2 separate regions of the Homo sapiens genome follow, and region 2 is linked to region 1. A link is a contact called in ENCODE Hi-C or POLR2A ChIA-PET data. All regions are on one chromosome and are shown on one strand. The core of a region is the stretch at or near the end of the contact, and the rest is flanking DNA. Distances in the headings are between cores, read along the strand shown. Region 1 overlaps ARHGAP42 (Rho GTPase activating protein 42). Region 2 overlaps ARHGAP42 (Rho GTPase activating protein 42).

What was found. Hi-C counts contacts between places; a loop is a spot of excess contacts on that map. ChIA-PET counts read pairs that join two places held with the same protein, here RNA polymerase II (POLR2A). Pooled maps may share reads with other maps.
Region 2: a loop to region 1 is called in a map of heart left ventricle, with 2.3 times the contacts of the local background. The contact joins two enhancer-like sites. A Hi-C loop is called at or near these places in 1 of 168 maps with a recorded cell type or tissue (heart left ventricle) and 4 of 50 pooled maps. POLR2A ChIA-PET finds 5 or more read pairs at or near these places in 3 of 52 experiments (B cell, OCI-LY7 and activated CD4-positive, alpha-beta T cell).

The regions. Positions count from the first base shown.
Region 1 is chr11:100,738,471-100,741,262 of GRCh38, forward strand. The region is part of intron 1 of ARHGAP42 (Rho GTPase activating protein 42); the gene reads left to right. Among named protein-coding and RNA genes, the nearest start is that of ARHGAP42-AS1, 52 kb to the left of the region's middle. Within about 2 kb of position 1,346, at least 4 of the 41 ENCODE cell types and tissues checked have a DNase peak (open chromatin) inside an H3K27ac peak, as active enhancers do.
Region 2 is chr11:100,850,352-100,853,288 of GRCh38, forward strand. All of the region lies in intron 3 of ARHGAP42 (Rho GTPase activating protein 42), which reads left to right. Among named protein-coding and RNA genes, the nearest start is that of SNORD13I, 82 kb to the right of the region's middle. Within about 2 kb of position 1,409, at least 2 of the 41 ENCODE cell types and tissues checked have a DNase peak (open chromatin) inside an H3K27ac peak, as active enhancers do.

The DNA.
Region 1 (2,792 bases), core at 96-2,595:
AGGATCTGACATTACAGACAAAAGAGAGGTAACTCACTAATTCCATCAGATGTATATTTTTTCTCATTTTGCAATTCCATCAAAGCAGTATTGCTCTTGGCCATTTACCTGTTTTTGAATAATGAGAGGTATCATGATTTTCATCAGTGAGGGTAATATATGTAAAACTTGCAAACAATTTATTCCTCTAAATAAAGTAAAAAACTATGTTGCTAGAGAAGTACTATTGCTGCTGACTACTAAAGGTAGTTAAGAAGTCAAAGTGTTTTATTATAATACAAATAAAGTGAACATGTAGAAATCTGTTTATTATTACGTTTCAAGTTTGAATATTTTGTTTTCTTTTTAAGAAGAAGCAGGGCAAAACAAACTGTGCCCGTTGCATTCCTTGCCAAGGTCAATGCTCCATATTTTGTCTGACTGTTTAATTTAATAGCATTCAAGCACAGAAGCAATCAGGAGGCCACTCCTATTGGTAAATCCATGCTTATAAAGAAAGCATGTATTTCAGAACTTAGGAAAAAAGCTGTTTGTTAAGCCCAGACCTAGTTTGAGATCTTTTTGAAAAGTGCTTATAATTTTCCAGAATTCTAGGATTAACTCAAGGAAATGCACAACAGAAATATGTAGATTTGACAGTGGCTTTTTTCTTCTGTTCAAGTTATCTTAGAGTCTTTTTTTTTGTTTTTGTTTTTGTTTTAAATGAAGCAGTTTTGAGATTCATTAACTGGTTATCTTTTGTCTGAGTTTTACCAAAGTGATCAAAAAATAAGGAACTATTGACTTTTGGTAATTAAAATACTCTTGGATTTTTTTTTTTTAGTTAAAGTTCAGGACCATTCACTTGGTTCTTAAACAATCTTGTTTTAACCTGAAGAACTCTTGATTTGAAACTTTGAAATCCTGAGAAACATTTTTTCTATGACTCTCAAAAATAACTTCAGATTGCAATTTGTTCTAAAGAGGATAAAGTAGATATACCATGCTTGTTTTCTTTTCCTTAATTGAGTTTCATTTATGTGATTAACTTAGATAAAAATACTCTAATTTGATTTACTGAAGCAGTCAGGATGAAATATTTTGCATAGTGAAGTGTGCTAAATCTTTAAAACTATTTCTAGAGTTTTTAAAGAAAGAATTTTAAAATGTAATGTACGAAGGTATAATTCTGTGTATCTATACTTTGTTTCTCCCTCCCCTCTGCATCTAATAAGCCCCTCTTTTCTTGTTCCTTTTGTAAACATGAGTTGCTTATGGCTTGTGTACTGAAAATGCTGCCAGGAAGTAGGGTGAGCATAACTTCTTTTCCCATGACCCTCAGTCTAATGTTGTTCCAAGGGTTCCTTACTTAGAAATGCCTTGATAACCGCATTCATTCCTGACATACCCCACCCCCAACACACACAACTGCTGAGTGCCATCTGACCCACAGTCCAGCTGCAGCTTTTAAAAATACTAGTGGCAAAGGCTTTTACCTAGAACGGTGACTATCTGTGAAAAAATTTTGTGTGTGATTTGTTTTTTGCGTGTTGAAATATTATTTTTTAAAGAAAGTTACTTGGTGTCAGCCTGCAAGTTAAAGGGTTATTAGTACAATTTTTTTTTTTTTTTTTAATTTTCAACTCACTAAAGCTTGCCTGTGTATGTTCATCCTTTTTGTATGATTTCTGGAAGTTTTCCTGTTGACAGTGAAGTCTAAAATGCTAAGACCTTTAGATTCTCTTGTTTCATGACTTTTATTATGAACATAAAACTTTTAAAAAAGACCTGGTCATGCTATGGCCTCTCCCTTCTCCCAAATTTTATATGATACCCTCAGTTTTTTTTCCTTTGGTGCACAAGGGAAGAAAAACGTATTTGCTGAGTAAACACTTGGGCACTGAATTTATTTCTCCCATCTTCTAAAAACTGTGAAGTGAGCACTAGCGTTCTTTTATATGTAGAAAATTGAGAGTGCAAAACAGGTTAACTAATTTGCTCCAGGAACAAAAGCTAGTCAGTCATGGAACTAAGATTTGAACCTGTCTGTCTGATACTAAAGTGCTATTCTTTGCCATTTGAAGGCAGTATCATTCATGCCATGAACATTAGCCAGAAGCTTTATGGTATAGGGGGAGGAGAATGGAATGTGTAGAGGAAAAGTTCTTGGAAAGCAGAGTTTGATGTAGAATGGTTCCTGAAAGTGAAGGGGATGGTGCCAGCAGTTGCAAGATAAAGCGATGGGGTAGGTACATTGCTCCTGGCAGCTGCTCCTTCTGCCTCTCCTGTTGTTGAGTGTCAGATTTTGCTGCTCCAGGGAAGATTCAACCACTGTTAAAGTTTGGCACAGGGTTGATGAAGCTTTGGAACGTTACTTACTGGATTATTTAAAAAAAATATGTCTATCAAGAGAAGAATAAAGAGGGTATCTGTGGTTATACTTTAATTAGTTATTCCTGGAGAGGGGACATGTGGCCTTATTCTAGTCCCATGGGCTTGAGGGGGAAAGCAGACAGATTTATTTGACTGACTGTAAGGCTCCTTTGCAGATTACATAAAGAGAGAAAATAAGAAATTTTATTTATTTATTTCTTTTTTTGAGATGAAATCTCACGCTGTCTCCAAGGCTGGAGTGCAGTGGCAAGATCTCAGCTCACTTCAGCCTCCATCTCCTGGGTTCAAGCGATTCTCCTGCCTCAGCCTCCTGAGTAGTGGGGATTACAGGCACCTGCCACCACGCCTGGCTAATTTTTGTATTTTTAGTACAGACGGGGTTTCACCATATCGGCGAGGCTGGTCTCAAACTCCTGACC
Region 2 (2,937 bases), core at 159-2,658, 110 kb after region 1:
TAACACAATGGTAAGCATCTGTGTATCTAAACATATTAAACACAGAAAAGGTAATGTGTTGTACTGCAATGTCACAACAGCTATGACATCACTAGGTGACAGGAATTCTTCAGCTCCATTATAATCTTATGGGACCTCTGTAGTATATGCAGTCTTGTTGACCATATATACCGTGTTGTGGTCATAATGTGGCTGTTATGTGTTATGTATTTATTCAAAAAACACCTATATTAAACAACAAATAGTGGTAAAGAGTGCTAACTATACAAGATCTCTTTTATCTAGTTATTAAAGCATGTCTTTTAAACATGTATCTGTTAACCTATAACATTTCCAATTAAATATGTCTTTTCCAATATTGAAAAGATTAAATTCATTTGTACTTCTTTATACTTAAACTTAATTTTACACATGTAAGGCTTTCTGGTTTCTGAGTTTCCCTAACAACATTGGCACAAACTTCTACTCTAGCACTGGTGACAGTTTTAGCTTCACAAGTCTATCTGGGAGATAGTAGCTTTCTTTTTTTTTTTTTTTTTTTTTTTTTTGAGATGGAGTCTCGCTCTGTCACTCAGGCTTGAGTGCAGTGGCAGGATCTCAGCTCACAGCAACCTCCGCCACCCAGGTTCAAATGATTCTTATGCCTCAGTCTCCCAAGTAGCTTGGATTACAGACGTGTGCCACCATGCCTGGCTAATTTTCATATTGTTAGTAGAGACGGGGTTTTACCATGTTGGCCAGGCTGGTCTTAAACTCCTGACCTCAGGTGATCCACCCACCTCGGCCTCCGAAAGTGCTGGGATTACAGGTGTGAGCCACTGCGCCTGGCCAGGAGATAGTAGCTTTCTATGGTGCTAGACTGTGAAAGATTCTAGGGATGAACCTGAACACTGAATGAATGATCACAAAATGTTAGCTATAAACATTATTTGCTAACAAGAGCAACAGCATTCATGGTGCATGCCATTTATATTTAGTCATGTATTCATAACATTTCAGTCAGCAATGAGTCACATACATGATATTGATCCCATAAGATTATAATGGAGCTAAACAATTCCTATCGCCTAATGACATCATAGCTGCCTTAACATCATAGTGCAATACATTACGTGTTTCTGGTGATGCCAGTGCAAACAAATCTGTGCTGCCCATCTGTGGAAGTATGGCACATAGAATTGTGTGTAATACGTAGCACTTGATCATGATAATGAACACCTTTGTTATTGGTTTATGTATTACTATACTTTTGATCATTATTTTAGAGTGTATACTTCTACTTATAATGAAGTTAACCATAAAACAGTCTCAGGCATGTTCTTCAGAAGGCATTCCATGTATACAATGTTTGCACGATGACAAAATCGCCTAACGATCCATTTCTCAGAACACATGCCCATTGTTAAGCAATGCGTAATTACGTATTTGGCTCCAGGCAGTGGTATGTTGGTAAAAAGTTAACCACTGGCACTCAGGTGCATGTTGTATGCACATGCATGCATACATGTGCCTATGTATGTGTGAGAAATCTGATTGGTAGTGCTTGCTGATCTTCACTGAGTAAATCCTCCCACCTTGGCTGATTTCAACACAAGGTCACTTACCCAGTGCAGGTTGGGAAGAGATGAGCACAAAGGTTCTGTGAGCCACTATGAGCCTGCTTTAACACACTGCTGGCCCCAGACCTAATTTTCCTTAATTTCTCCCTGTATTAGTTAGATCATTCTCTGCTTTATTTATGTACATCTGTATCCTGCATAGTTCCTTCCTTCTTTCCCTCTTCTCTCCTGTCCTCCTCTTTATTCCCATTCTCCCCCATTAATGCACAACTACAATAAGTAATTTAAGAAATTGCATATATATTGGGATATCTTCCATTTTTCTTAAACTTTTAGCAATCTGCTATTATCTAAATACTGAACAATTATGATTAAATTATATTAACGTTCAGCTACTAAAATGCAATTGCTATAAAATATGACTGGGAATTTATTTAATGCATTTTATTTGCTTTTAAACTTGCAAAGGCTATCAGAAGTTTGCTTAAATTCACGAATGAATAATTTATAACAGATGAATGATTTTATTTTTTCAACCCAAAGATACTTAGTAGGGAATACCAAGAAGAATAGAGCAAAATTAGCCAGAAGAAATAGCATTAAGCGGGAGGAAGGGAGTGATATAAATTATCACTTTGCTGAAGCTCCCTCCCCTTGCTCCCATACACAAAGCCACTTTCCCCCACTCTAAGTTAGGGGTTAGAACATGTAAAAAGAAATATTTTTGAGGCCCTAATTAGCTCAGCTTGGGATGTACAGTGTCTCTGATTTTTGAGGTGGGAGAATGGGAGGAGGTGTATTTTCATGAACATGAGGATATTGACATAAATGGGGCAACTGTGTTACAGGAATATTTTTGGCCATCTTCTATAGTACTAACAAACATAGGAACATCACTGGAGTGGTCTAATTGTGCCACCAGAGGTACAAAGTTCAGCAGACCCTGGTGTTTCCTTAGAATGTGCAAAGGTAGAGGACTGGCTGAAGTAACCTTACCAGTATCCCCGAAGAACATTTTTACCTAGTCAAATGCAGGAGCGAGTATTTAACCTGTTGGAATGAAACAACTTCAGGGTGCAACATTTCTTAAATCTCTCTCTGAGAATACAGGTTCTGAATGACATAATTTAAATATCTTCCCTGTGTGACCTTTGAGTTAATATAGTCTTTTAAAAAATTCTATAAAATTGCTTTCTTAAATGCATACATTTTGGTCAAAATCAAAAAAGTATTTTTTTAAAAGTGAATGTATATGCAGGTCATTTGGAGTAATTATTTTAAGCAGCTTTTAAGATGTCAATCCTAATTTGACCTTTCACATATCTTGATATTTATAGTTGAAAAGAAGTTTGACTTTGTTTTCTGACTGTTTTTAGCC